2 separate regions of the Homo sapiens genome follow, and region 2 is linked to region 1. Evidence: chromatin loops called from intact Hi-C (ENCODE). Cell type or tissue: Caco-2. All regions are shown on one strand. Links, peaks and the distances in the headings refer to the core of each region. The heading gives the core; the rest is flanking DNA.

What was found. Hi-C counts contacts between places; a loop is a spot of excess contacts. Peaks named below come from ENCODE experiments on the same cell type or tissue, not always from the same donor. Only the 100,000 strongest peaks of a DNase experiment are listed, where the experiment ranks them.
Region 2: a loop joins it to region 1, with 30 times the contacts of the local background. A loop is called at or near these places in 7 of 110 quality-filtered maps.

What each region holds. Positions count from the first base shown.
Region 1 is chr22:26,310,116-26,326,176 of GRCh38, forward strand. It overlaps SEZ6L (seizure related 6 homolog like), which reads left to right. Exons shown (of 17, transcript NM_021115.5): 7 at 555-721; 8 at 1,653-1,847; 9 at 3,649-3,787. Among named protein-coding and RNA genes, the nearest start is that of SEZ6L-AS1, 72 kb to the left of the region's middle. RefSeq lists an enhancer at 10,811-11,777. In Caco-2, for the core only: no CTCF peak of the experiment used is centred there; no DNase peak of the experiment used is centred there.
Region 2 is chr22:26,170,183-26,186,243 of GRCh38, forward strand. The region is part of intron 1 of SEZ6L (seizure related 6 homolog like); the gene reads left to right. Among named protein-coding and RNA genes, the nearest start is that of SEZ6L, 8.8 kb to the left of the region's middle. RefSeq lists an enhancer at 259-1,198. In Caco-2, for the core only: a CTCF peak has its summit at 2,409; DNase peaks (open chromatin) are centred at 2,419 and 4,369; H3K27me3 peaks cover 115 bases.

The sequences.
Region 1 (16,061 bases), core at 4,956-12,955:
CATCATATACATTACTCTCCCTACAACCTCAGAATAAATCCATAAGGAAGCCAGGACAGGCATTTAGTCCCATTGTACAGAAGAGGAAACAGGTTCGATAAGGTGATGCTTGTCTGAGCACATAAGAGGTAAAGTCAGGACTGGGCGTGGTGGCTCACGCCTGTAATCCCAGCACTTTGGGAGGCCAAGGCGGGTGGATCACCTGAGGTCAGGAGTTCGAGACCAGCCTGGCCAACATGGTGAAACCCCATCTCTACTAAAAGTACAAAAATGTGCTGGGCATGGTGGGACACACCTGTAATCTCAGCTACTCGGGAGGCTGAGGCAGGAGAATCACTTGAACCTGGGAGGCGGAGGTTGCAGTGAGCCAAGATCGCACCATTGAACTCCAGGCTGGGCAACAAGAGTGAAACTCTGTCAAAAAAAAAGAGGCAGAGTTAGGTTTGGGATCCGGTAATGAGGCTCCAGAGGCAGTCGTAGCACATCCCTTCCTCTGCCATGTCAGTGACCCAGGAAGATCTGTCAGTGTCCCTCCTCTCTGCTCCCACTGCCAGGATGACGGTTCACAGCGGGCAGACCAACAAGTCAGCTCTTCTCTACGACTCCCTTCAAACCGAGAGTGTCCCTTTTGAGGGCCTGCTGAGCGAAGGCAACACCATCCGCATCGAGTTCACGTCCGACCAGGCCCGGGCGGCCTCCACCTTCAACATCCGATTTGAAGGTGAGGGTCCCTGGGAGCTTCCCTTTCTCTTGTGGGGCTGGGGGTAGCCTGGGAGCAGGGAAAGCATGGGGAGATAGAAATCTGGGCTGCGAAGGATGTGGGAAATCCCATGGCCATGTGGATCCTTTGGTTTCCAAAGACAGGCTCTTGGTTTCATTAATAATAACAATGCCTATCATTAACTGTGCACTTACTACGTGCTCAGTGCCTTCTGTGCACTGTCTGATTGGATTTCAGCTTCTGCATCATGTTTGATCCTCATCACACTGAAACATTAGAACTGTTATTCTATCTGATTTTTGGTGAGGAAACTGAGGTTTAAGACACTTGGGTGACCGGCCCAAGACCACCAGTGAACAAGGGTGGAGTTAAGATTTCTGTCCATCCTGTGCTGGGGAGCCCTGAAGCTCTGCTCCACTCCACCTAGTAGACCTCTTAGAATTTAGCCACTTCTTCCTCCAAGAAGAATTTAGCAAGAGCCTCTCCTGCTGAGACCCTGACTCTTGAAGAAGGGGTTCGCTGGGCATTTCATGTACGCTGGGGGACTTTCTGTTCTGGCTTTGCCAAGAAAAGCTGGCTTTTATCATAGACAGCCCTACAGTTTCCAGTGGCAAAAAGTCAGGGCTCTGAAGTTACGGGCCATGGGAAGGATCCATATAGGATGTGGAAAGGCATTAAAACACAACAACTCCACAGGGTGGAGAAGACAGAGATTCTTACTCCTATTTTAGATTTTTTTAAATGAGGTCCCAAGGAGTCAACTGGGTGGCCCCAGGGTTCTCAACACGTCAGCTGGAACCAGGACACGTAATTTGGTACCTGTTTTCTTTGGGGCTTTTCTAAACAGCACAGGGGACCCATCTTCTGAAATATAGCACCGTGGGGTAGTCCCTGCATCATCTGAACTGCTGCCTCTCTTTCCCTTCCTCAGCGTTTGAGAAAGGCCACTGCTATGAGCCCTACATCCAGAATGGGAACTTCACTACATCCGACCCGACCTATAACATTGGGACTATAGTGGAGTTCACCTGCGACCCCGGCCACTCCCTGGAGCAGGGCCCGGCCATCATCGAATGCATCAATGTGCGGGACCCATACTGGAATGACACAGAGCCCCTGTGCAGAGGTGAGCGGATCCACAACGCTCTTCCCACGGCACCCCAGGGATCTCCACCCTTTGGATGAGAAGACCAAGGCCCCAGCTTAGAGGCCTGTCCCCAGTTTTCATACCAACTTTAGGATTAGAACCCTTTCCAGGGTTCACTGTCCTTTGGTTCAGGGTTGCTGCTGGTCTTGAGAAAATTACAAAATGGGTGAATTTTAGAAGGTGCACCTTCTTCCAGGCATAGGTCCCACAGTGCACAGCTTAGTGAGCTGAATACTGCATGGATTTCAGCTCCTAAATACTCCCTCTGCTACGCATGCTTGTGCAGTGCACAACCCACGCAATAACCTCATTAATAAGAACAATAATAGTTCTTAATTGGTGTGTAATAATTATGCTACCAGCACTTTGCTAAGAGTGTGTGTGCATTATCTGATTTCAACCTCACCATAGCCTTATAAAGTAGATTGTATCGGCCCCATTTGTAGGTGAGAAACTAATGCTGTGAAGTGACCTGCCTAAGAACACACAAGGGGAATTGGCAGGGACAGGAATGGAACTCATGTCTCTTTGTTCTCAGAGCACTGTGCTCTGAGCCCCACTGGACAGTGTTGTAGAACCCTCATCTACACAGGCTGCAGTGGACTGTCCTGCCAGTTTCCCCATATTCTTTTTGTTGTTGAGACAGAGACTCGCTCGGCTCACTGCAGCCTCCGCTTCCCGGGTTCAAGCGATTCTCCTGTCTCAGCCTCCTGAGTAGCTGGGACTACAGGCGTGTGCCACCACAGCCGGCTAATTTTGTATTTTTAGTAGAAACGGGGTTTCACCATATCAGCCAGGCTGGTCTCGAACTCCTGACCTCAAGTGATCCACCCACCTTGGCCTCCCAAAGTGCTGGCATTACAGGCATGAGCCATCGCACCTGGCCCGTTTCCCCATATTCAAGGCTGCTGAGCCACCCTGAGCCTGGGTCTCCTGCTGGCATGTGGAGTAATGAAAGGTGCCCTCACTCCTGGCAGCCACCGCCTCAATGGCAGTTGGTGTGAAATCACAGCCTTGCCATGGTGAGGGATTGATCCCTATATTAAATGTGCCGATTTAACAGAGCGGAATTTATTGGTGCTTTGGCCTCTGCCATGTTGAGACCTTTCCAAAGTGGTAAACACAGAGTAGAATTTAAAGGGCACCTGCCGCAGCCACATCTCTGCTTCCAGTTCAGGGCCGGGACCTGTCATAGCAACATTATCTAAATTATCGAGCAGCTACCATGTGCCAGACACTGTGCAGCATGTTTGACATTCATGAGCTTAAGCCTCAAAATAACCCAATGAGGTTGGCAGTGGTATTGCCCCCATTTTGTAGAGAAAGGGAGCTGAGGCTCTGGGAAATTACATACCTCCTCCTACAGCCTGTTAGCAGCAGAGGCAAGATTGGGACCCCGGGACCACCTAACTTGAGTGGGCGGTCTCTTAGCCACTACTCACCCCGCAAAAGAGCAGAGGCTGTTGAGGAGTCATTCTGACCACTGAGCTCTGTCCTTGGTCTTGAAAGAGCAATAGCACCTCTTAGCCCAACTTTTACCAACCCTCAGGTGCAAGGTAGGCAGCTGGCCAGCTCTCATTTAATCATTACACACACACACACACACACACACACACACACGCACACACACACACGTGCTGGCTGCCCGAGGTGAAGACACCTGTCCACAGTACACAGAGATTCACGGCTGTCTGACTTCATAGCCCACATGGTTAGCCGCTATGCCACATTGACTTCTTTACAAATAAAGTCCGTCTTCTTGCCTGTCTGTCTTTTACAGCCATGTGTGGTGGGGAGCTCTCTGCTGTGGCTGGGGTGGTATTGTCCCCAAACTGGCCCGAGCCCTACGTGGAAGGTGAAGATTGTATCTGGAAGATCCACGTGGGAGAAGAGAAACGGATCTTCTTAGATATCCAGTTGTGAGTGTTTAAAATGGGTGGCCCTCTAATTTGGCAAAATTTGGGAGATTGAGAAAGAAATTGCTCCTGCTTTATTCTTTCAACCAATATTAACTAAGCATCTACTATGTGCCGGGACTATGCAGAGAACAGGCATTCCCATAGTGAGACCAAGAACAGCATCACAAATACACACACACACACACACACACACAGAGAGAGAGAGAGAGGAGAGAGAGAGAGAGTCCCTATCTTTGGGAAATTCAGCCTAGGAAACAAATATGAAATGAGGACATACACAAATAATTGCATACTCTAACTTCAATATGTGATGTAAGGAGAGGTTAATGGTGCTATGAGATTCTTTAACTGGAATTTGATATAAAAAGGAAGGTCAGAGAAGTCTTCCCCGAGGATCTGATACTAAAGCTCAGAACTAAAAGATGAGTTGGAGTGATGCATCCCAAATGAACAGAATGTGCAAAGGCCCTGTGGCAAGCATCTCATTTTCAAAGGACCAAATGGCCAGTGTGGCCAGCAAGAAGGGGGCACTGTAACACCCATTTACTGGACTACAGTTGTTTATTTTCCTGTTTGTCTCCCTCAACTAGACCAGAAGGTCCTCTCCTCTGGGGCTGGGTCTGACTACCCTCTGTTTCCACAGTCTAACGCAGAGTCTGATACACAGTAGATGCTCAGGAAATGATTGCTGAATGAAAAAAAATGTTTTTAATGAACGGACTTACTTAGCTGTGCGGCTGGGTTTCCTGTATTCACAGGGGGTAACCATTAGATTCTCCATCCAGAATGTTCCCCGCTAGCTCCCCAAGAGGGTGACACTTGCAGGGAAGCAGCTACTCTGGGCCAGATGCAAAAGTGACTGCTCTAAGCATTTCTATCTTAGGTAATTCTCACAGAGAACCCCCCCTGGGAGGTCATTAACCCCACTGTCTGAGAAGGCAGCAGAGGTGCAGGGAGGCCACCCAGAAAGCCAGCGAGCAGCGGGGCTGAAATTCAGGCTTCTGTGGCTTCTCAGTCATGCTCTTTCCACTGCCCCATGTGAGATGGGGGTGAGAAGTGGACAAAGACAGACGGTGGTGCCTGGAGAAAGCAGAATACAGGGTTCCTGACAGACCCAGGTGGCAGACGGGAGGGTGGTTGGGGGCGGAGAGAGTGCTGAAACCCAGCAGCCTGGGGAAGCAGCACTCACAGTTCTCTGGCTCTACAGAGGAACCTTGCAAGAGAAAGAGAAATTATTTTCAAATTATTAGTGACCGGCTTTTGAGGCTGTTCCTTAGACACAGCAAGTGTCCTTAGTCTGGGTGCGGTGGCTCATGCCTACAACCCCAACACTTCGGGAGGTTGAGGCAGGAGGATTGCTTGAGACCAGGAGTTTGAGACCAGTCCCAACAACATAGAGGCATCCTGTCTCTTCAAAAAAATAAAAATTAGCTGGATGTGGTGGCACACGCCTGTGGTACCAGCTACTTGGGAGGCTGAGATGGGAGGATCTCTTGAGCCTGGGAAATTGAGGCTGCAGTGAGCCATGATCATGCCACTGCACTCCAGCCTGGGTGACAGAGTAAGACCTTGTCTCAAAAAAAAAAGAAGTGTCCCCAGAGGCTGTCCCAGAACCTCCTTCTCCAGTGGAGTCAGAGACTTACACAGCTTGAATAGCTGCCCCTTGTGGACTTGGGGCCAGGCCAATCTAAGAAAGAATTCCACCTCCTTCCCATGTGACTTTGGGCTGGGCTCACCTGTTCTCGCCTCTCTCTGGACCTCAATTTTTCTCTCCTGTAATGGGGGTCTTGGAACATCAGTGCTTTGTGGCTGCTGGAGGCAGATTTTACGCGTTCCTAGCCCATTGCCTCACTCCTCAATAAAGCTCATCCTCATCTGGGCACGGTAGCTCACACCTGTAATCTCAACACTTTGGGAGGCTGAGGTAGGAGAATCACTTGGGGCCAGGAGTTCGAGACCAGCCTAGGCAACATAGTGAGACCCCATCTTTACAAACAATTAAAAAAACTAGCCAGGCATGGTGGCACCTGTAGTCCCAGCTACTTGGGAGGCTCAGGTGGGACAATTACTTGAGCCCTGGAGTTCCAGGCTGCAGTGAGCCATGATTGCACCACTACTTCAGCCTGGGCAACAGAGTAAGACTCTGTCTCAAAAAAAAATAAAAATTCAAATTGAATTAAATAGACCTCATCCTCTTCCCCCCATTCCTTTCTCTCTGACTTCTAGAGTCTGGAATAAGATGCTTATTCATTCATTCCAACCGAACTGTTTGAGTGTCTACTATCAACCAAGCACAATTTTATGTGCTGGAAAGGTTCTAATGGTTGTTCCTTCAGTGGTAAAATTCATATTGGAAAGAATGGAATGGATTGTCTCTCTTAACTCTAGGGAAAAAATTATTGTGTACCTACCGTGTGCCAGCAGTAGGCTTAGCACTGAAGATACAGTTGTGAGAAAAACAGGGCAGTCCTCACCCTGCATGCCTAGCAGGTGAGGCAGGTAAGAAAGTAAATGCAGTGTGAAAGGAGCAGTGACAGGCAGGTGAGGGCACCTGAGTGAAATCAGGAGGGCTTCCAGGAGGAAGTAGCTTCTATAATAGCATGAAAGAGAAGGTAGGCAGGTGACGAGGGGAAAAGAAGAATGTCCTGGCCAGGCATGGTGGCTCAGGCTTGTAATCCCAGCACTTTGGGAGGCTGAGGTGGGTGGATCATTTGAGGTCAGGAGTTCAAGACCAGCCCAGCCAACATGGTGAAACACCGCCTCTACTAAAAATACAAAAATTAGCCAGGCGTGGTGGTGGGTGCCTGTAATCTCAGCTATTTGGGAGGCTGAGGCAAGAGAATCACCTGAACCCGGGAGGTGGAGATTGCAGTAAGCCAAGATCATGCCTCTACACTTAAGCCTGGGTGACAGAGTGAGACTCTGAAAAAAGAAAGAAAGAAAAGAAAGAGAGAGAGAGAAAGAAGAAGGAAAGAAAGAAAGAAAGAAAGAGAAAGAAAGAAGAAAGAAAGAAAGAAAGAAAAAGAAAGAAAGAAAAGAAAGAAAGGAAGAAAGAAGGAGGGAGGGAGGGAGGACAGGACAGGAAAGGAAGAAGAATGTCCTACCTACATGATGAGAACATCTGCAAAACATCTACAAAGCCTGGAAATGAAAGAGTGTGACCCACTTAATGACATAAAGTTTAATGTGGCTGGAGCAAAGCATGGCAGGTGGGTAGAGACTACAGAGGGAATGGATCAAAGGGAAGCTCTGGGGTCTTCTTAGCTGAAGCTTCACATAGAAAACTTTATTCTAAGGCTGCATCCTTTAGGAAGCCTTCTGTGTCGCCCCCTTGTCCTTGTCCATAAAAATAAATTTATGGTTCCAGCTTATGAATTCCTTCCCCCAGAAGTTACCAGGAAAACTACCTGTCTTCAGCCAAGAGAAGGTACGACCTACTCCTGAGTTCTTGGCTTCTCTGGCAGAAGATCCCACCCAGCCCCAGGCCCCATGAAGTCATCTATAATCCCCTCTCTTCTGCTTGGCTTGCCTCTTCTGGCCTCACAGGGAGCCTCCCAGATGGGTGGTTTTGCTTAAATAAGACGGGCCCACATCTCCCTTTGGTGCCAGAGGTCTAGAGGAGGAAACAAGAAAATGGGAATCTTTACTTTCATCATCTCTAGGCATCAAATATTCAATTAACCTTCAGCCTGACACCAGATTGGGTTTTATTTCTACCACTAAGCATGCATGCAATGGAGCAGCCGATCCGGGAACCTCATGCAATTAAAGCTTCCCCAAAGCCAAGCCACTGGCATTAGCATCAGGAAGGGAGCCCTTGCAGCGGGGGCAGGCTTTCTCTCTTCTGAACATTTTCACAATCGTAGATTGAGCATTGACCAGGAGAGAGGGCCCTCAGTTTCCTTCCTCCCTGCCCTGATACTCCATGCCCTCAGCAGCCCTGGACCCAGCACCTAGCATCTCTGGGCCTCAGATTCCTCCTCTGCAAGATGATGGGCTACCTTGAATCAAGGGTAGTTGCAAATCCAAAATCATGAAGGGCCAGGCAACACAAATACCGGAATTAGAGCTGTTGTGAGATTATATGGAGGGGAGGGGTCTGCGATGAATTAGGAAGTACATACCCTATCTAAAATCATTTAAATTCAATTTCCATTTTATTTTATTTTATTTTATTTTATTTTATTTTTTGTGATAGAGTCTCACTGTCACCCAGGCTGGAGTGCAGTGGTGCCATCTCAGCTCACTGCAACCTCCGATTCCTGGGTTCAAGCGATTCTCCTGCCTCAGCCTCATGAGTAGTTGGGATTGCAGGCGTGTGCCACCACACCCAGCTAATTTTTGTATTTTTAATAGAGATGGGGTTTCACCATGTTGGCCAGGCTAGTCTCAAACTCTTGACCTCAAGTGATCTGCCTGCCTCAGCCTCCCAAAGTGGTGGGATTACAGGTGTGAGCCACTGCCCCGGGCCATAATTTCAATTTTTAAAAATAGCATCCCCTCCTCCAAAAAAAAAAAAGTGCCTACTGGCTGAATCCAAACTGAGGACCACCAGTTTGCAACCCTTGCAAATGATTAAGGTGATTGAGGGTTTAAGCTCCCTTCTCATTGCAGCAATGAAGAAATTCATGTTTTTAAGCACTTACTATTTGTAAGGTCTTTACTAACATTAATTTTTACTTCATATAAGTTAAAAATAAATTGTATTATTTGTTCTTTGGATTAATCCCATGAAGTAGTTGCAACTATTACATTTAATTATATCCTCTTGCTTCCTCACCACTTCACTTGGATGTCTAAGAGGCATCTCAAATGAAATGTATTCAAAGACAAACTCCTGATTCTCCCTCCCTATATCTACTTATAGGGAGATATTTATTTATCTATTTATCTATTATACTTATTTTACCCCCATCTTTCTCATATGTGTAAGGTATGATCTATTCCATCAGTTGCTTGGGGGAAAGAATCAAACAACGACAAAACAGAAACCTTGGCGTTATTCTGGCCCAGTGGAGTGCTGGCTTTCTTAACAAGTTGGCGGCACAGTGGGCCACACCCTGATTTGTAGCATCTGTCAATTTCCACGGTGTAAATACTCCCACCATGACCCATTTTAATATACCAACATAATGACAACAGGCTCTCCAAATGCCTGGACCATTAGCTCTTACAAGCCCGTATGAGCCTGCCCCCAGCCCAGCACACTCACTGTGAACTGGACCTTTCTCTTTCTCCCACACCCTGTAGCCAAATCCTCAGGAAATTCCATTGCTTCTACTCAAAAGTCAAAGTCTTCCCAGAGTCCAAGCAGTTCTGACACCTCCACTGCCACCTGCAGGGTCCACGCCACCACTGCGTCTTCCCAGGGTTATTGCAACGGCCTTTGAGATATCCTTGTTCCCACTTCTGCCCCCTCTTTTTAACCAACACTCAGTGATCCTGTTACAACCGAAGTCATAGCACCCATGCTCTGCTCAAAGTTCTGCAATAGCTCCCTGTTTTATTTGGACTTAAAGCCAGTATTCTTACAAAAGGCCCTATGGGATCTAGCTCTGGTTACATCTCCAGCATCGCTTTATTCCTCTCTTCTCCTTTCTGTATGGTACATTTGACCATATTAGCCTTCTTGCCATTCCACACGCATACCTCAGGGCCTTTGCACTGCTGTCTCCCCTGCCATTGGGATGCTCTGCCCCAAATATCTGCAGAGCTTGCTCCCCATCTCTCCATCCTCTGACTTTGCTTCACTTCCATAGCCCTTGCCACCACCTAACACACTACGCATTGTGGTGTATCTTGAAGTATTTCAACTCCCACACCTCCACCTGGAATGTCACCTCCAGGAGAAGAGCAGGAGTTTATTTTTTGTCTTATTCACTGCCGTAACCCTAATATATAGACCAGTGCATGGCCCATAGTAGGTGCTTAATAAATAAAAGGCAAGGAAGTAAATGTAGCTTGTCAGGATCATACAGACATGAGGCTTCAAAGCGAGAATTTGAACCCAAATTTATGTTCAGCTGGCTATGATGCACGTGGAGGGAAAAAAGAGGGTCAGAAAAATATGGAAAGACCTTCTGGGGACATGGCCTCCATTTTTTAGTAAGTACAGGTTTATTACATGACAGGGAACCTGGTTGATAAGAAATAACATTTGGCTAAAAATTATCAGGTAAAGTATTAAATAATAGAAGTAGGAGGTCTCCCCAAGAGAATATTTTATAGGGTTATAGTTTCAAAGGATGTGTCATCATGGACCTTAGAATCAGAATATCTAGCGGGAGGGGGACTTCAAGGTCCCCCAATCCAGTGATGCTGAGATATGCTGGCAGAGTTCAGGGCCAAGTGCCGTGGGGCTTGGGGAGCCTGTATCATTCTCCCGGGTGTTCTGAGCACTGGACACTAAGCCAAGCAGAAAGTGATGACGGAACCACAGACAGGCTCAGAATGGGGCCAATAAGGGGGGGCATCGCCCTCCCCAAGGCAGCTGTCACGACTTGCGTTAGGACAAGCAGCCAGTGTCATCCCGGGGCCTTAGGATTTGCAGTGACATCAAAATCAATTCAGTCCCAGTTTTAATCATCATGGACATGTGAGGACTGTCATTTTTGTCACTGAGCAAGTTTAAATCGATTCCACATATATTTATTGAGCATCCACTATGTAGCAGGCATTGAGGCTGGGCCCTGGCAGTGAGCAAGACAGATGCAGCCCCGCCCCCGGGGAGCCATGTTGTAGGCTGATACAGCACCAGCAAGAGGAAATACAGCACTCTGGGGGCCCAGAGCGAGGGAAGGTGAGCCTGGCTGAGAATGTGAGGGAGAAGCTTTCCTGAGAACAGTAAAGTCTAAGTCAGTTTTTCTCAACCAGGGTCTATCTTGCCCCAGGGGACACTTGCCAATGTTTGGAGGCATTTCTAGTTGGGACAATGGGAGGGTGCGGGGGAGAGCACCCCCAGCATCTAGTGGGGACAGGCCAGGGATGCTGCTATGCATCCTACAATGCACAGGACAGTCCCCACCACAAAGAATGAGCTGACCCAAAATATCAACGGTGTTGAAGCAGAGAAACCCTGATCTATGCTAAGACCTGAAAGACAGAGAGAAGATGGGCAGAGATGGAGGGGAACAGTGTTCCAGCCAAAAGGAACAGCATGTGCTAAGGTCCAGAGGCAGGAAAGCACAGCTCCCTTCTTAATTGTCCATGATATTTAATATTTGCTGAGCACTTAGGACATCCCAAGCAGTTACATCCTAGACATCTTCACGACAAGCACATGCCTTGGGTTCTGTTATTATCTCCATTTTCCAGATGAGTAAACTGAGGCTCGGGGTGGTGGGAGAGTGCCTGTGATCGCACAGCTAGAAGCTGGCGGAGCTTGGACTTTAACCCCACTTGCCATGTCTCCAGGACCCTGTGTGTCTGGAGTTCAAGGGTGCGTCCATGAAGTAGGACAGCCTGGCGGTGAATGCGACTCAGCAGCGCCTTGAAGGCCACATTAGGGAGTCTGGGCTTCCCCAAATTGGGCAGCAGGAAAAGGGTTTAAGCACTTAAAGAGATTAAAGCTTTGCAGAAGGGAGCTGAGTCCTCTGGTCACCAGCCCGAGGCTCACGCCGACAAGCTTGGCACACACTTGGCAGAGTGGCATCTGGACTTGGCACCTCCTCCCTCCCACAGAGGGAGTGAAAATAGCATCTCAACAGCCAGGGTTACGTGAGGCCCAAGAGCTGCTGGGTTTAATTTATCTTGCTTGGTTTTCCACTGACAGTTTTAGTAAACCAATTTGGGTTTGATAGTAAAAATAATTCCATCCTCCGGGCCCCTCAGCCCTCCTAAGTGTTTGCAATTGTTATTTTTCACATCGACGATGGGGAGGGAGTGTGCACTGCAGACCGAGCTGGGTAGGTGGCCCATAGTAGGCGCATGACTTAGCTGTCTGCTGAGTCATGAATGAGGACGTAAGCCACATTTCCCAGGCGAGAGGGGATCTCTCTCCCTCTTCGTCTACTGGGCAGTCTGTTGATACCGTGGCCATGGCGGTTCTAATTAGTTACCATTTATTAAAAACCTACTATGTGCTAGGCAGGCCCTGAGCTGCATCGTTTAGGTCCGTGAGCAATAATAAATGTGAACATTATTATGCAGAGATAATAATTACATAAATGAGAGCTAATGTGGGTAGAGATAATTACAGAAGGGTAATTACCCAAATTAGAGATAATGTATGCCAAGCACATTGCATGGTATCTGGCACATAGTTGGTGCTTCATAAATGGAGACTACTATTATCAGGAATCCTCAGATAAGGCAGATATTATCATTACCACTTTATGGGTTGGGTATGACAGCACAGAGAGGTTACGTGGTTTCCTCAGGTCACACAGCTAGTAAAGACGGAGCACACACCGTAGCCTCCACTTCCACTGACTTGAACAGCTTTCGGGGCACCAGCTGTGTGTCTCGGCAATGTAGCAGCGACACGGGAAGGCTCCCAGGCCTGTAGGGACTCAAAGTTCAGGAAGGGACACATAGCCATAAACAGACAGCCTGGCAAAATGTAAGCAAAGTCCTGTGGCTTGGAGGGTGAGTTGAGGAGGTAGAGGGGAACTAGATTTATCTCCGTGAATTATGGAAATATCCCTGAGAAGGTGACATCCAGAAGGAATCTTGAAGAGTGCCAGTTGCCCGGAGTTAATGGGAGAAAAGTGTCGTGAGCAAAGGATTCAAGCAGTGATGACAGTGACCATTAGGCATGAAATGAATGCTCTGAATCACAGCATCAATTACAACCATCTGCCCCACATTGTTGGTGTTGGAGGAAAGAAGGAGGTTGCACCAACTTGGGATGAGTCAGGAGCCCTCAGGCTAAACCTTCTTCACACCCCAAATGCCTCCCTAACCCACCACGTATCCCTCCCAGCTCCATCAGAAATCTGCCTCTTCCTCTAAAAACACAACTGAACAGAAACTTTTAAACCCTAAGGGCCTTTTCATATTGCTCTCCTCTCACTCTCTCTCATTCATTCTCTCTCCACACCCCTTCCCCAACTCTCAAAATAAATTACGGAAAGGAGAATAAGGGAACTAACATTGGTGAAGGCATCGTAGAATAGAAGATCCGAGAGGGGCCCCAAGTGGGCAGGTAACTTAGCAAGTATCACACAGCAAGAGAGGACCAGAAAGACAACTTGCTTGTGGCCACAAGAGCTCAGCACGGGGGCCACAACCTTGAAGATGCCTTGCAGCCAAGGAGACATAAAAGCGCCTAGAGTCAAAAAGAGGTGCATGTAAGTGCATCCTGATGTTCACCAGCTCTGTGGCCTCAGGCAGATTATTGAAGGTGCTGGTGCCTGCACCCACAATGGGATATTTTGTTCACTTTATCCCCAGTGTCTGGCACAAAGAAAGTGCTTGATAAATATCTGTTGAATGAAAGAGACGGTAAGGCTGGGCACAGTGGCTCATGCGTGTAATCCCAGCACTTTTGGAAGCCAAGATGGGAGGATCGCTTGAGCCCAGGAGTTCAAGACCAGCCTGGGCAACAAAGCAAGACCCCGTCTCTACAAATAATTTAAAAATTAGCCAGGCATGGTGGCTTGCAGCTGTGGTCCCAGCTACTTGAGAGGCTGAGGTGGGAGAATCACCTGAGCTCAGGTGTTGAGACCAGCTTGGGCAACATAGTGAGACCCTGTTTCTAAAAAGAGAGAGACAGAGAAGGTGGGTGTGTAAATTAATTAAATAATGTAAAAATTAAAATAACAGATAACATAAGGTTTCTGACACAAGATAGGCAGATAACCATAGCTAACACTACTTTTACCCCTACTATATCCCAGACTTTATGCTAAATACTGGCACACATTATCTCATTGATGATGATGATGATGATGATGATAAAGACCAACAGCTGACATTCATTGAGTACTTACAATGTGCCAGTCTTTACATGCTTTTTTTACCTATAGTAACTCATTTCACTCTCCAATGCAATATCAGTACCCTATGCAATATCTACATCACGTCAGTGTGACTACTCCTTTGTACAGATGAAGAAACTGAGGCTGAGAGAGATGAAACTGCTTGCCCAAGGTCACACAATTAGGATGTGGCCAAGTCAGGACTTGAACCCAGGTCTCTAAGACCAAAGCCAGTTTTTAACCACACACACACACACACACACACACACACACACACACAAACACACACACACACACAAACGGTAGGGAAGTGCTCCACATGAGAGAAATTCCGAGCTCCATCTTACAGAAGAAGAAACTGAGGCTCAAAGTGTTTCCTGCTCCCCGTTTCCTGGACATCTACTGCGAACATACATCCATCTCTGCAGGGAAAAAGTCTCAATCAGGCTCCAGCGTGCCTTCCTTTGCTCCTCTGCAGAGTTCCCAACATTGCTCCCTGTTTATGAGCCCCAGCACAGTTCTCTAACCAGGAAATAAAAGGGCCTAATAACAAACCCAGGTAACCATATGATTGATAGCTGCAGAACAGTCCTCTTCAGCTGCTGCCAACCTGTTCTGTGCTAAGTTAATTCCAAGCCCTAAAAATTAAGTGCCTTGTCCAGAGGCACTTCAGTTCTTCAAACAGAGATATAGCTGCTTTGGACTGTAAGAATTCTACCTGAGAGCCAGGAAAGGAGGAGAGAGATTCAGGAGTTGAGGACAACGTTAGCCCTGGGAGAATAGATTTCCAGATATCAGCAAAAATCACAGGAGAAATGGCCACGACAAAAATAAAACTGGCTGAACTCAGATCTTCTGGCCCATTAGCAAGAGGAGACAGGATTTCCCTGGAGCCAAAAGTTCGAAGGAATTAGAGAAGGAGCAGAAAATTTCATAGAGCCCAAATTCCATTATGTTGCAAATGAGGAAACTGAGGCCCAGAGATGGGAAGAGATTGCCCCAAGACCACTCTATCAGTCAGCTATTGCTGTATAACAAACCACCCCAAATTCACTGGCATAAAACAGCAGGCATGTATTTCTGTTCACGAGTCTAGAGATCAGCGTTGTGCTTCTGGTCTTAGCTGGGCTCGCAGGTGGGTCTATGGGCAGCCACTGGCCTTCTTCATGTATTTGGGGATGGGTTGGCTGTCGTGGTCTAGGTGGGCATAGACTGGGATTGACATAGACACGCATCTCTGCTCCATGTGCCTCTCATCCTCCAATTGCTAGCTTGGGCTTGTTCCCATGGTGATTGGCCAGAGTTTCAAGAAAGGAAGAAGATGCATTCAAGGCCTCTTGAGCCCACACTAGGAAGTGGCACAGCCGCACGTCTGCCATATCCTATGGCAAGCTACAAAGCAAGGGCCAACCCAGAGGTATGGTGTGGATACAGAGAGGGGCCAAGCTTTGGGATCATTTTTGCCCTCAAGCTACCATGACCATAGAAGAGTGGAGATTAGAACTCAGGTCTCCTGGTCCCAGCCCAAAGCTCCAAATGATATTACTGTGTACAATGATCCTATGAGATCTGAGCATCATTATCCCCATTTTACAGACGAGGAAACCGAGGCTCAGAGAGCTGAAGGAACTTGTGTAAAATCTCACAGCTAGGAAGAATAAGAGACAAGATTTGCACCTAGGGCTTGGTGCCTGGCATATAGAAGACTCAGAAAATGTTTCTTTCCCTACATGATGCTTTCAGCATGTGGGAGACACTCTGGAAAGATCTTGAATTCCTTCAGGGACAGGAAAAAGCCTTCACCTACAGTAAGAAGTCTTGGGTTCTAGTCTCAATTCTTTCACTGAGTGGCTGTGTGACCTTGGATAAAGTCACCCCACTTCTCTGGACCTCGGTTTCTTTCATCTTTCAAATGAAAATAACAATGGTACCCATCTCTTCGAGTTCTGAGATGATGAAATCATACCATGTGCAGAAGCACTTGGCAAGGGCTTAGTACATTACACACACTCAACAATTTAATTGGCAGCTGTGATGACGATTAATCCCTTCCATGGCCCATGGTCCTGTGTACAAACTGAGCTCCTTTGCACGATCACACACACCACACACACACACACACACACACACACATTGATCCCTCTGAGCTTGCAGTTTGAGTGTTACAGTAGGAATGAAGAGAATCCATACACAGGTCCTACCCAGGTATCCCACCTGACTGATTAGCTTCCTCTCCCCCACGATTTGCAGGGGATTGTGGTGGTAACTTGGAAACACAAGCACCAGGGTTAGGTCCTCCACCAACACATGCCCATGTTCTGCTCCTTGGCCACGCCACGCTCTTCTCGCCTTGG
Region 2 (16,061 bases), core at 1-8,000, 140 kb before region 1:
CCTGCAACTGAGGACTAGACTCAAACAGTGCATTTGCCGCTCCCCCCGACACCACAGAAACCCTTGACTCCTTTGGTTCAGGCTACCCCGAGGGTCTGTGTTCCTGGATCGATCTCAGCCAAGCGTCAGGATACCGGACTTGGGTGTGGCTTTCGCTAGAGGCCGGTGGAGGGGGCTGAGGGCTCTGAGAACTTGGTAGGGGAGGGAGAAGAGATGTTAGTTAGCAGTTGGGAACCTGAACGGGCTCCCCTCTACTCTCTCCCCTACTGCCTAGCATCTCTGATCACTGTTAGGAATGGGGGGTGAGGGGTGTTAGTTTCATCTACCACGTGTTTGTTGAAGGGGAAGAGGGGCCCAAATTTAGCAGAGAATGACAGCTCCTCTTTCTCAGACCTGGAACCATACCCTCTCTCCACCCCGGTAAGGTACCCCAGGAAAAGTTATGGGTGGGGGAGAGGGCCAGATAGAGAGAGGGGTGCAACGCCTAACTCACCCAAAGCTAACCCTCAGAGCTTCGGGGGTTTTCTCAGGCACCTAGGAGACCCGAAAATCAATGGGAGGGTTAGTTGGCCACAGGACCCGGCCTTCTTGCAAGGTCCCAGAAATGCGCTCCTCACGTGTAAAAAAGCAGACAGCTGCAGGGTCTGCCCAGGCTGAAGACAGAGGGAGCGCAGGCACTATGCTTATCTGGGGCTCCGCCTCTGTCATTTGCACCGTCTTGACTCGGAGTTGGGGGACAGGCGGTGTTCTTCTCCGGGGAGTTCTGGACCCCCAGCGCGCGCACCTGCTTTCAGCACCAAAGGCCCTGGACAGCTCTCAGCTCCATGGGCCCTGGCTCTGGGTCCCTTTCCCTTCAACCCTTCCCGGTGGCCTGGAGTGCCCCCCTCAGCATAAATCAGGCATTTTATCCCCCATCTCCCCGTCTTTTTAAATGTAGAGCCCAGAGTGCAGAGCAAAGGAAATTGTTCATCACCTTTTGTTTAACAAAGCATATCATTGAAGAACCCCCACCCCTTTTTTATGGGGCAATAATGTCCACAATTTACACCAGGTCTGGACAGTTTCTCTGGGAAAGATAGGGAAAGAGATTTGGTTTAAACAAATCGTTTCCACCACAGCATGGCCTTTCTTAATTAGCTGTCTCTTTCTAACAATGGCTTGGTGGCCTTGAACTGAGTCCAGCTCTCCCTCCCCCACCCCCTTTTGAATCTGTGTTGTGACTAACACACATATAAAAAGAACCTGAATCTACCCAGCAGCTTACTGGATTTTCTAAAGCAGTTCTACCTCTGAGAACTCCACTCTCCAATACACCACCTTGCAGGGAAAAAAAAATTGTCTTAATGGCACGTATTGAATTGTCATCTAAGACAAGGATTTCCTATTCTGTTTCCTTCACGGGCTGCAAACACATTGTAAGAGCAGGGGGAGACATGTGTGTGTTTTAATTTTTAAGACATTTCATACTATTTTTCCAACTGCTCAACACCATGGCTAGCCAGCATATTTTTTAAATTGACTTCAGGTCACCACCAAATTAAAGTCAATTGATGTGCTACTTCAGAAAGCTCATTAATAAGTGTGTGGTTCTGACTCTGAGTCATAAGGAGGGAGTGATACTGGCCAATGAGCATTGCCGAGTCTGATGGTGCATTTGGAGACAATTGACCTTCCACAATAAATTCTATTTTTAATGTAGAGCCCAACATCCACTAATGTCAGATGGAGAACCATTCACCTAACTCGTTGTTGCGAACTAGTTCTTCTGCTTGCGGTGAAGTGAGGGGATTTGTAAATACTCAAAAGGGACTTGTTGCTACATTCTGATGCAGGTCACGTGGTTCTCTGGGCCATTTCGCTGTAAGGCATGAATAAGTATAAAGTATAACTTGTTTTTGAAGAGCCTCCTTATTGTCTCAGATATGCACATGGGGAATAATTGTAACTACATGCAAAGACTGCAAAGCCTAAGAATAATTTCTTTTCTTTTTCTCTTGAATTAATAAGGCAAATTCAGTATTGCTCAATAAGGCTCAAATTTGCTGCTTCCCCAGTCTCTAACGTGTGTTGTGGTTAGATTCACTTAAAGACTATTTTCATTATGGATTGGCATTATTTTCCATAGAGTTTTGCCCGTTCCTGCCAGGGGCCACCGTATCTAAGCTTGAGGGATTCATCTTGTGTTCATATGGCTCAGTTAGGTATTAAGAAAATAATGTTACATTCCTTTCCTTCCCCTTCCAGGGCAAAAGGATATTTTCTGATCAGAGTGGCTTGTTTTCTTATTTTTGCTTACAAGTCCATTCCTGCAAGCTGTTCAAATGAGCTCGATTTACTGGCCCTCCTATTCTGTCCAGAGACAATTTATCCAATATACCTACTGTGCAGACCTCCACTAGGGGCGCTCCAAGATCTAGCTGGCGACTAAGGGCAGAAGAGAGGGGAATTCTGACCTGTGAACAACCAGGTGTGTGCAACACCAAAGGTCAGCAGAATGGAGCTCCTCTCAGCCTGGAGGCCTTGCTATCATCTCTCCCCTCCCTCTTTCTGATTACTACATTTTATTACTGTTTCTCAGAGAAAAATTATTGGTCACCCTTGACACACGCAGTGAAAAAGAGAAAGAAAAGGTAAAAAGAAGCCCGGAGAATGCTCCAAGGAAAATGTCAATCCAACTGCCCTTTTTGTATTTTTGCAGTTTTCTTCATGAAGCCAAATTGCAAAACATCCAAGAGGCTGTGGAAAGGCTGTTCTGGGGAGTTTGACTGAACTGGGCACTGGAATTAGATTTATAAAGTCCAGGAAAAGAAGTGCAGCTCCATAATTAGAGTGACCTGGGTCCAGAGGCCAGCTCCATTGTCTATTAACACATGGCCTTCAGCAGAACTATTTTATCTGAACTCCCATTTCACCATCTGAGGAATGGGGGCAGGGCAAGGAGGACTGATGATACCAGCCTGGAAGGATGGCTGCAGGGATTACATAATGCATGTAAAAGCAGCTGGCACGGAGTAGGTGCTCAAGTAATGTTTATTTCTTTCTTTCCCTGCTTTCCAAAGGGCAAACTGCTCCTATTAGTAGACACCAAGAAAACAAATCTCTGCGATTGGCATGAAGCAGATGTTGGTGTAAATATTGGGATAATTCAGGCTAAAGTAGAAAGGGGTTGAAGGGCATAGTGAGTAACTCCAGTTACCTGTATTCTCACCTTTGGCAGATGAGAATTTGACCTTGCCTGGTGCAGACACCCTTCCCTTCCAAACTCTCATGCTGTTTCTTTTTGAACCTAAATATTACCATCAGGAATCAGAGTTCATGGTACTGGAGATCGAGCGGATGCAGGAGAGCAGGTTAATGGTTGGGAAGAAGACATAAGAAGCAAGTCTTCTGGAAAAAGATATTTGCCCTTTCATTCATTCATTTGAATTTACCGAGCACTTCCTATGTGTCTTAGTTCAACCTGCTATAACAAAAATGCCTTAGATAGGGTGGCTTAAACAACAGAAATTTATTTCTCACATTTCTGGAGGCTGGGAAGTCCAAGCTCAGGGCGCCAACAGACTCAGTATCTGGTGAGTGTCTGTCATCTCTCTTTCTGCTTTGCAGACAGCCACTTTCTAGCTGAATTCTCATATGGCCAAGAGGGACAGAGAGCCCGGGTCTCCTCATCTTAGAAATGAACTAATCTTTATCATGGGGGCCCTATCTTTATGATTTCATTTTAACCTAATTAATTCCCAAAGGCTCCACCTCCAAATGTCATTACATTGGTGATAAGGCCATCAACGTATTGATTTAGGGGGGACACAGACATTTGATCTATAGCACTACGCATGCGGTAGACCTTGTTTTGGGTGCTGGAGTACTATAATATGATAAGGCTCCTGCCCCAGTAATGGCAGCCTAGCAAGAGACATCTGCAGGTAAACTACTACCATCCGTGCCATGTGGTAAGTTCTTTGGTGGGGGGATATCAGACATCTATGGGACCTCACGTGGATGTGTTTAATTCTCACCAGGGGTGGTCAGTGAAGGCTTCCTGGAGCACGTAGCATTTGAACTGGCCCTGAAGGGGATAGGACAGGTACCAGCAGCCAGAGGAGAAATTTCTACAGTAGGATAGGGAAAATCCTGAAGGCTTCACTCTCAGAACACATCACACCCCCGCGGAATTGGAGAGAGGAAACAGAGGAGCGAGTGGGAGGAGAAAGTAGGCAGGTGCACATGCTCACGCTCAAAAAAAAGATAATCTGTCGGACCTGCCTGTCCTCCCTGCTCTCCCCTGAACTTCACGGGCTGGGTAGACGAGAGCTGGAACAAAGGACTTTGAGCCGCGGTGTTCGCTGTTGTCCACTAGAGGTTGTGATGACACCGAAGGAATCTTCTCAGAAGGGAGCGAGGCCCAGCTGCTGAGCACAGACAGCATCACACAACCCTGGGTAAACACTGCTTTAGTGGATTTGCATGTTTGCATAATCCTCTGGTTACTGTAGTTCCTTAGAAGCATCCCTTTGGTGGCTGTGACAAGAGGGAGCAGGGCAGGGAATAGGACTGCTTTGAGGAAAGGGTAAAAGTATGGTGAGTTGGGAGGAGGTCAGTGGACGCACGAGATATAATTTACTAGAACATGGCAAGGACTGAGTTTAAGCAATGCAAACAGCATTTATTGAGTGTTGATTTTGTGCCAAGCCTTATAATAAGTGCTTTATATAGATATGTGCAGAGAATTCTCACAATAGCCCATGAGAGAGATGCAGTTGTTATCTGCATTGTATGGACTGGGGAAACTGAGGTACTGAGAGGTTAAGCAATGCCTAACATCACAAAGGGATTGAAGTCCAGCCTCAGATCCAGGCTGGTGTCAGAATCATGACATCAAGTCCCACTACTACCTTTTATATCCTGCATTCCCCAAGACCACATGCAGATTCTGATGGTTCATAGGAAGGGATGGTGTGTGTTTGCCAGATGCGCATGGGATGTGTACTCAATGCCTAACACAGTCCCTGGCACACATAGCAAGCATTTAAGTAAAGCTGGTCAAATTGAAGTGAGTCATAAGGTAAAACAGGTTACAATTTTATTTATAGGCAACTAATTCACAATCATTATAGTTACTGAGCATTTACTATATCTCAGGCACTTACGTTGGTTATTTTAATTAATTTTAACAATATCATTTCATTTTATAGATGAGGAAACCAAGGCTTAGAGAAGCTGAGTTATGCATAGGTAAGGTTTAAATCCTTGGTGCCTTCCAAGCTGGGTCCTTCTGTATTTCTAAATGAAATGTGTGAGAAAGACCGTTTCACCATTAATGTGCAGATAGTCTGGATGGGTAAGTGCACCAAACTCCAAACACTGACAGGACAGAAACCAAAACCAACCCTCAGTAGTTCCCAAAAAAGATGAACATAGGGATTATTCTTTCCAGTTGAGGAAAGGAGAAGACCTCGTAAAAGAGAGTGAGCAGTCCAGCTGGTTCATTGGTTGACACCGAGATTATGTGACTGCTTGCAATTTCTCAAGTTTCCAGGTCACCCAACCATTAATGGAGAACTCACATTGTATAAAATTGGTTTCTGTAAGCCCCTAAATTCAGGACCTAACCTAAACCATTTCCTATCTATGAGTCTCAATTTTTCCTTCTGTAAAATGGATCACAATAATCACTACCACATTCATCAAGCTGTCCTTACAGGGCTGGGATGGGACAAGAGAGTTAAGATGCTTTGCACATACCAAGAAATCAGTCCTTGAGGAAGTAAGTGCTGGCATGGAAGGCTGAAGACCTCAAACACCCCCATGTGTTTCTTCCTGGGCTGGTTATAGCCAGCATTATAGCAAATATAACACTGCTGTTTGCCATTGATTGTGGACCTACTCTGTGCCAGGGGGCTGTCTTTGTGCTTTTCCTGTATTCACGTATTTGATCCTCATGTGTTCCTATCAGGTGGTATGATAAACTAGATTTTACAGATAAGGCAACTGGGTCAGAACGGTACAAGCACTTGCTCAGGGTCTCATGGACAATGAGCGGTGGAGTCAGGATTCAACCCCAGAACTTTTGATTCCAAAGCCCACGCTTGTTCTAAATACTGGGGCATGAAGATGTGGGTATCACATAGCACAGAGCAAAATGGAAATGGAGAGCTGATGCAAGCCTGGAGATCAAGGTGGTTTGACAGGACTCCAAGAGGAGAGATGCTTTCTCATCCAGTGGCAAATGCCAGGTGTCCCAAGTCAGCTTTCTGAGACAGAAAACAGTTTATCCCAGCCTCTTTCATACCTACTTTGATGGCTTGTGCGTGAGCCTTATTCTCATCTTACTCATGCTATTCCTGCAGCCTGGACTGTCATCCTAGAGGAGCGCATGGCTGGTTGTGTAGAGAGGACTAAATCAAGTTCCCAACTGGCTGATTTTAACAGTATGATCTTGAGCTATTTACTTTAGTTCTCTAGGCCTGTTTTGGCCTGATATATAAAATGAGAGGATTAGATTTACATTACAAGATTGTTAAGACTCGTCAATATATGTGCATATTCATAGCTCATTGCAAGCACTCAATAAAAATTTGCCATTATTGCTCTACTATTAACCTGGTAAACTTCTATTCATCCTTCAGAACCCAGTCCTAATTCTCCTTTTCTGTGAAGTCTTCTCTTGCTTCTCTCCTGTCTATGCCAATTATGAATGATCCTCTTGACCCCTTATCACATTTTATCCCTCTACTATGGGTAATTCATACACTGATAATGCCTGAGTTGCCAATTTACATAACTCCCTCCCCCTAAACAATGAACTCTTAGAAAACCTCAACTGAATCTTACTCATTCATATGCCCCTTAGCCTGTATCTAATCAGGTATAAATTCTCAACCCATTATGTTAAATGACTTTTCCTCTTAATCTTAGTTTTGGGGAGGTGAAGTTAGAGTCCTGACATCTGAATTTAATTCCTGACTCTCCTATCCTGTGTGGTCTTAGGCAGCCTGTATAAACCTTGATTTTTTATCTGAAAAATGGGAATAATAATAGTGTCCAACCTCATAGGATTGCTGTAGAGGAAAACCAATGAGATAATAGATGTGGAATCACTAAGTAACTCTACAAAAAAGGAGGAAGAGAAAGAAAAATTAAAAAGTGGGAGGAGAGAAATACACTTTGTAAAGAGAAAAGAAAAAACCTTTGTGCAAACACAAAACCACAAGATAGGCCATTCATCGGGTCCTCACTAAAGCCATCTTTCTTTCCAAAGGAAATATTGGATGCAATTGTTTGCCCTGTGCCTAAGCTCATTTCAAAGCAGAAACCTTCTGGACATCCTACTGCTTATTGTTGAATCTGCCTTCTCTTAGGTCTCTGGCAGCTGCAAAAACAGCAAATGCCCAGCTGAAAACTGGGACAGTATAGCAAAGTGAATAAAAACCCAGGCTCTAGAGTCAGAGCAGCCTGGGTTTCAGTCTGTTGCTTCTTATTAGATGTGTATCCTTAGTCAAGCCACTTTGTCACCTTGAGCTGGCACCGGGCCTTGCATAGGAGTGAGGGTCTATGATCTGCCCACTTCTCAGGGATAATATGATATGGGAGAGAGGTTGTATAGTTAGAGTAGGCCTCCTTGGTGTCTGTAATATTAATCAGATTCTAGCAGTTATTTGGGATTCTTATCTGCCTCAATCCTCTCCCTGATATTTTCATTTTATTGAGGAAAGAGACCCAGAGACAAGAAAGGGCTTACTCAAAGTCCCAACTGTGAGTGGCAGAGCCAGGACTTGAACCCCTCACTCATGTCTTCTGACTCCCATGCTAAAGTGACTTCCACCTACTTTCAAGAAAAATGGAATCCCTATCCCTCTCAAGTTTATGTCCTGAGACCCAAGGAGTGTGGCAATGGAAGTTTTAAGGGTATCTGTTTTCAGTAAACCACTGGCGTCTATTACCCACATGGGACATTTACATTATGTGGCCATGGAAGACTGACTGCATGAAAGAGGCTTTGGTAGAAGTGGAAATCAAGCCATAGCTCCCTCCTCTGCTGACTTGGCACTTGAATCTTCAAGGCACCAGCAGATAAGCTTGCACCGGGGAATGGTGCCATCCAAGCATCTGGCTTGAGTCAAGCAAGCAAGAGTTAAATGAAGAGGCTCAAGGAGACCCAAGGCCCAGGCTAGGTATCCCTCCTAGGCTTCCTCACTCTCACCATGGGTCATGGATAGTGGCTGATTGAGAAACCCACTGGGGATCTGGGATGTGGAGAGCAGGGAAGGATTGAGTGAGGCATAGCTAATGTAGTTGGTGCCAGCCCGGAGCAAGTAGTAGGGACTGGTGATGTTTTGGGGCTGGAGATTAGAACAAGGTAGGTGGATACAGTATAGCACCTGGGGTCTGGAGCTCAGGACAAGTCTTAGTGGGTATAAGCCTCTGGGTGTCAGTTTCCTTGTCTGGTCTCACCTATTCCCAGTTTAGCTTAGTGTCATAAATTGGTGAGTTCACATTGCCAAAATGGAATGGGCTCTTCAAAGCCGTACACCATAATAAAAAAGACACAGACCCTGGAGTCCAAGAGATATGGGTTCAAACCTAATGCTGTGATCTTGAACAAGTCACTTAACTCTGAGATGATGGGAGTGGGTGGTAGTGATGAGGATGAAGAGGGGAATTATGAGTTGCTGTTGTTACTGATGGACCGAGCTGATTCTCAGGTCAGCGATGGCTTCCAAGAGAGGAAATAGTATATTCTAATGTGATTTTTGTGGTATAGTGCTATGGTTGGAATATTTATGTCCCCTCCCCCGACACCAATGTATAGGTTGAAATCCAACCCCTCTGCTGATGGTATTAGCAGTGGGGCTTTGGGGAATTGATTAGGTCATGAAAGTAGAGGTCCCATGAATGCAATAGGTGCTCTTAAAAAAAGAGGCTTGAGGCCAGGTGTGGAGACTCGTGCCTGTAATCCCAGCAGTTGGGAGGCTGAGGCAGGAGGATCACTTGAGGCCAGGAGCTCTAGACCAGCCTGGGCAACATGGCAAAACCCCATCTGTACAAAAAATTCTAAAAATTAGCCAGGTGTGGTGGCATATGCCTGTAGTCCCAGCTACTCAAGAGGCTGAGATGGGGGGATCCACTGCAGCCCAGGAGTCCAAGGCTGCAGTGAGCTATGACTGCACCACTGCACTCTAGCCTGAGTGACAGAGCAAGACCTTGTATTTAAAAAACAACAAATGGAGAGACACACCTTACCCCTTTCACCATGAGAGGTAGAAATGTTGAAACAAGAAGCTGTGATGTATAAGAAACAGGCTCTCACCAGACCCTGAATCTGCCAGCACATTGATCTTGGACTTCCCAGTCTCCAGAACTGTGAGGAATAATGTCCAGTTGCTTATAAGCTACCCAGTTTATGGTATTTTGTTGTAGAAGCCAAAAAGGGTCTAAGGCATTTAGAACAAAGACTCATTCAGGATAGCTGAAGAATAAGAAGGTTTGCTCTAAGGACACTGCAAATATTGAGCCAAGAACATTCCAGGACTCTCTCCACTTCTCTCTTGCATGCATCTGCTTCTCCCCACGCATCTGTTCATTCTGGCTTCCTCTCTATTGCCTAACTCCTCTGCTCACTCACCATAGATCTCTCATCACCTCCACTTACCCATTCGCTATTATGGCTTCTCCAGCATAATCACCACATGTGCACTCTCTAATATGGTAGCCATGAACCACATGTAGATATTTAAATTTAAATTAATTAAGATCAGATTGAATTAAAAATTGAGTTCCTCAGTCCTACTAGCGACGTTTCAAGTGCCCAGTAGCTATGTGTGGCTCATGGCCGCCATATTGGACAGCATGGAGAGAGCACAAATGATTTCTGCCCAGTCCTTTGTACTGGGCAACTGGGCAATAGGTTGGTTCTTCATACTTAATCCAGTCATCTCTAACTGGTATGGGAAGCATGCCATGTGACACAAAACCATACCTTGGGATACAGCAATCGCCACTGATGGTGTCTCACACACTTTCACTGCTGGCCTTGATAGCTGCTTCTCAATTCTTCTCATTTTTAGGATGTGGCTCTGCAACCCTTTTGCCAGTTAAGACACATATTCATCAAGATGTGGCCTGTCTGATAATCACATCTGAGAAAACTGGGAAGAATCCTATCATCATTGTAACTATCTGTTGACTTGCCTCCCTCCGTGCTGTACAATGAAATTTTCGGGGTTAGGAGTTGACTTTTATTATCTCTCTATTCTTAGCTATTCAGTTGAATAAATGAGTGAATGGATGAATCAATGAATGAATGATATGCAGTCTTCAGCTATGACTCAAAAGTGTTTGGACATAGAACACAAAAGTCTTTGCAAAAAATGTGCAGTCTTCACATTATTTGGGTAAATGACTTAGGAAAAAATAATTTAGGGTAGGAGTTGTGGGTGATAGAGAGCTAGAAAAGAGGAGCCTCATAAACTGGTGTATTTAGACATTTAAAAGTGATCCAGGCATTGAAAATCAGGTTGGAGTGGAAAATGAAGAGAAGCCTCAAGGTGGGGTCCCAGGAGCTCTCCCCTTTTCCCATGAGAGATTCATCTGGAATGATGACAGTGGATTTAAGAGCAATAAGGGAGGTTGGTAGGAACACAGAATGTGGCTCCATGCATGGTTTTGGTAACCATTTTTCTACAAAGTTTTAATATTATGGAAACAGGGAGAGATGTTTAGAACAATGTACTCAGAGTGAGCATTCTGAATGGGGGACTCAGCACAGGATTAGGACTGAGGTAGGACTGACTGTGGATCCCCACTCTGCCAATTCTGTGTTGTGTCATGCTGGGGCAAGTCACTGAATCTCCTCAAGCCTCAGTTTCCGTCTGCAAAATGAGAATAGAATTCTTCCCTTGCCCCTCTCTGCAGGGTGGATAGAGAGAATGCAATGCATGTCACTACTATCCTGCACAACTCCAGAGGGAGCTATTTATACTGCAGTGTATGTGAATGGTACCCCTGGAATTAAGCAGTATACAACCTATGCTGCCATATGTGGCAGCCCTGAATATGGAAGTATGCCACCAAACTATGAATCAATTTGCAGAGGAAGAAGGACAGAGCTCCCAAGACTTTTCATTCCCTAAGGACTTCTGATCAGGCCTCCACCTTCTATGCCCCCTTTTAAAGCAGGTTTAACAGAGTGGAAAGCTAACTTGGGGCCAACCACCTTGGAAATTAATGTAAAATATGTGGAATCAAGCCTAGTTTTCCAGGGCTTCAGGAAAGGAAATTTGCATAATTTATGGCATAAGTAAAAAATGATATGCCAGGTTAATTTGCATACTTTAACTTCAGTTGGGGTTAAAAACAAAGTTTTTGTTGTTGTTGCTATTTGTAGTTGTGGCTTTTAAAGAAAGCCTCTCTTGTTAATCCGACTGTGTAAGCTTGAGTAAATTACTTAACCTCTCTAGGCCTCGATTTCCTCAACTGTGAAATGAAAATGATAAATGGACTTACATCCTGGGATTGTGGTGAGGAGTTATGAGGTGACTCTGTAAAACTTGTAGAATAGTGGCTGGTACGTAGCAGAAGTTCAATAATTATACAGTATATGTAATATATAATAACATATTATATCATTATCATTAAGTATGCAATGTATCTTGTCCACTTGATATTACAAGAAATTCTAAAAAATGCATATCATTGTGTACCCACATGAAGTTATTTTGAGCTCAGGACCTAGAATTGTGCTAGAACACAGCAAGAGCTCAGTCGTGAGACGCATGGCTGCCCTACAATGAATGCATTATTATCATTATTAATCACTGCCCCATAGGTGCATGTGTTTGAAAGCCTTTCTCCCCTCTAGACTGAGGTCCCTCCAAGGCAGGCACTGTTTTATCTCCCTCCCAATCCCCACCTCTCAACACTACATCTCCCAGATAGTAGAAACTCAATAAGTGCAGACATGTCGAATGAATAAATGCTGAAGTGTTATTGTTCTTAATTAGTATGCAAGAAATGATTCTTATTAGCATGCATATGAATGAATGGCTGTCTTCCTTGCAGACTAGAAACTCCTCACGTCTAGGTCACCAATATTTGGCTCAGTGCTTGGCGTATCAGATAGTCAGCAGGTGCTCATTTGGTGTATGATGGTGCTTAAGACCTCAGAATTTAAGGTCCAAGGCCTGACTCTGCATCCCAGCTTTATCATTTACTGGCTGCATAACTTTGGCAAGATATTTGTGCTTTATGGAAATAGCATGTGCAAGGAAAATAACTAACTGTACCTTTTTCATTGAGTTGATGTGAGACAAAAATCAGGAATTTTTGATCAAGAGCTTAGCACAGTCCCTGACACACAAATTAGGTACCCAATATAGATACTACTGTGAATAAATGAATGCATGGCCTTTCCCAAGTGTCTTGATACAGGAAAGGGGCCCTGGTGTATAATAACCAGCTAGAACAGAATTTACAATTTTATGATCCCCATAGAGAAAACATTCTGTGGGAATTCAACGAGGAGCATTGACTTTACAACAACCACATCTATGCACACCTTCCCAATTTAAGGTATGTTATTATCTCATTTGATAAAATGGAAGTTCCAAGCAGAAGGCAGGGGTCCAAGTGAGTAAATCCATCATTCTCTGGCTGTTGTTTTATAATCAAATTTTATCTCAGATCAGCCATAAAACCCTAGAGGAGGCACCACATGGGCGTGGCCTGTCTGCCGGGAGCCTTTCCATCTGTGAATGAGTGACGTCAGGAGCAACTTCTTAGCAAGGGGCTTCCAGACAACAGTGCTTGTGTCTCCACCAGACTCCTTCCCTGTTTCTAAAGAAAGCAGACCCCTGGGAAGGCTGAGAAGGAAACAAACTCCTATAATGCACTAGAATCCTTATTAATGGCTTCATTTACAGAATCTTGCTTAATTATTAGCAGAACCTTCAAAGGTGCCTTACAGCCATTTGATTATACATAAAGAAGCTGAGGTCAGATGGCTAAGCAGTGCTGGAGTTGTGACTCTTTTATTCTTTCATCCAAGACCTACTTTCTCTTTATTTCAGACATTCTACTCTGTACCAATCACTTGATAAGTACTAGGGATACAGAGAGAAACAAAACATATCCTTGCCCTCAAGAACTTATCTAACCATTCTTCAAACTCAGGTAGGACCAAGTTCTTTTCTTCTGTCTTCTCCTCACTTCTACGTTGTCCTGATGACTTCCGGGCAGGGGGCAACTTTCTCCAAGGGACCAGGGTTGGGAGCCATGAATTTCTGGGACCACTCCCTATAGCCCTAGTTGCTATTGAAACAAAGCAAGCTCGTTTGATCTTCCTTAACTTCAACAAGAAAAAAAAATCTAGTTGATGTTCCTTTAATGGGTGAAATAAATGTGTCACTTTAAGAGAACCTCCAATAACCATCCCAGACTTCACAGAGGCAGAGGAGAACTCCAACGGGGCCTGCTGAGAGCGACGTTGCTGCCTTCAATTATTGCAACAATATGTTGGCATTTCCTTCTTTTGTGAATGTGGGAAAATATATCCTGAGCAGAACTGCAGAGAATTATATAGATGCAGCTGAGCATGTGTATAGATATAAATAATATGCACACTATTTCCATAAAGCATAAACTTGGACAATCAGTTAATGAGGTTTGGCCAGAAACAAATTAATTCCTTTGGGTCCTGGGGTAGTTTTATTCTAAGTAATAATAAAAATAAATAGTCATTTCTTATGCTTAGCACGTGGCAAAGGATATCCATTATTGCATTTGATTGTCAAAAACAACTCCGAGGACCTAGTACTATGGAAAATTACTTCTGTTTTTCAGCAAACTGAGGGTCAGAGAAACTCCACCATGGAACAGTGCCTTGGTTTTTATTTATCCTGACATTGACATTTTGGAAGAGAACAGACCCATTACTTTATAGAATGACCCTCAATTTGGGCATATAGACTTTTGATTCTTACAAAATGTCAGCATGCAGCCCATATTGGCCTATCACTTGCCTTTCTCCTTTTTGGGTGTCTTTGCTATGATTGAAACAAGGCCTAGAATTCCCCCAAGTCAGGCTGTCTTCACTGGTTCCCTCTACCCCAGTGTCTAGTACCAAGCAAGGGTGCCCCTCTACCCCACTTCTGGGATCCCTAACCAGATGCCTGCCTCCCTCTCCACCCCACTTCTGCCACAATGCTTCCACGGCACCAGGCTGGTACCCTTGCTATAGTAACGAGCCTGCTCTAGTCTTAGTATTTGTTTATGCATCTCTCTTTCCCACTAGGCCATGGGAAATTCAGAATCTGATTCACTGATTCAACCCCAAGAAGCAAATATTTAATAAATGTCTACTTTGTGGGCTCTGCTGTAGGTGCTGGAACAAAAACTAATAGTGCCAGCCCTCAAGAAATGTATACTCCCTGTGATCTTTCATTCATTTACTGGCCCAAAACATTCATTCATTTATTCAATAAATATTCATTAATATTTTGTGTGCTGGGCTGCATACCCCAAAGCATGCGGATCATTCAATGTTTGCATAATGGGGTAGAAACAATGGTCTACTCCTACAATAAAAGAAAAAAAAGTTTAGGCTTATTAATCTCTGATAGAGGCCAGCTGTGGTGGCTCACGCCTGTAATCCCAGCACTTTGGGAGGCTAAGAAGGCAGGTGGATCACCTGAGGTCAGGAGTTCGAGACCAGCCTGGACAACCTGGTGAAACCTCATTTCTACTAAAAATACAAAAATTAGCCAGGCATGAAGGCATATGGCTGTAGTCCCAGCTACTTGGGAGGCTGAATCAGGAGAATTGCTTGAACCCAGGTGGCAGAGGCTGCAGGGAGCTGAGATCGCTCCACTGCACTCCAGCCTGAGCAACAGAGCAAGACTCTGTCCAAACAAAACAAAACAAAACAAATCTGTGATAGTAAACAAGATTAAGGGCTTCCAATGAACTTCAGACATTCTAATGCACACTATGTATGTGAAGGGGTTAAAAAGAGAGCTGGGGGATTCTGAGAGCATCTAGAATCTCAAAGAGAATGGGAATCCCTCTGTCACACTGCCCTTGGGGGCACCAGCCACAGCCAGACACCTTGATCTGACATATAATTTCTCAGCATGAATTACCAGAAAGACCACCCAGTGAGAGTCAGAGACCTGAGTTCTGGAGATGACACGGTTGCCAAAAATATGCTGTGTGACCTTGGGCCCATTTCTGTCCCTCTCTGGTCTTTAGTTTCTCCATCTCTAAATTTAGTGGCCTGGGCTGAATCATAGTTTCCAAAATGGACTATGAGTTAAAATCACATGAAGAGCTTTTAAAGACCCAGAAACCCAGCTATACCCCTGCCTACTGAGTCGGACCCATGATTGAGCTATACATGCTGCCTTCTGGATTTTTCTGAGGCCATCAGTAAACTTCACCTGGATGATTCGACCCCCAAGCCATGACCTTTTATGATTCCTTTGTTCATGATAATTATGTCCACCATTTATATGCCAGGCATATGCTAAACCCTTTACTCACATGATCTCATTTAAGCCACATATGAGACCAGTGGGGTGGGGCCTGATACTTCCATTTTACAGCAGGAACCACTGAGGCTTGGAGAGGTTAAGCAGTTCTCTCAAGATCACACAGCTAGTAAGATCCTGCATGCATATCTGTGTCTATGTGACTTTAAAAGAATTTGCCACCTCTCTGTAGTACGAATAGGGGTGGGAATCTACTCTTAGCCCACCATATTCCCTCCCCAGAGGTAGCCCTGTTCTCCTGCCTCCTCTATTCCCTGAAAATCTAGTTAACTCTTTTAATAAGCCAAATAAATGTGCCCTGTGAAGTGTGTGATCGATCACACCCTGGCTGCCCATGAACCAAGCACAGGTTTGCCGCACACCGGGGACAGCCTCCCTGACATGAATTATTGCTACCATCAGCCCTCCTTTCCGCTCCTACACTTGCAGGGGAACGGCTGAGCCAGGGACCTGTGGACACTCAGGATTCAACTCTGGGCTTGGCCAGAGATAAGTCCTTAGAGTTTGGGGCATTTGAAC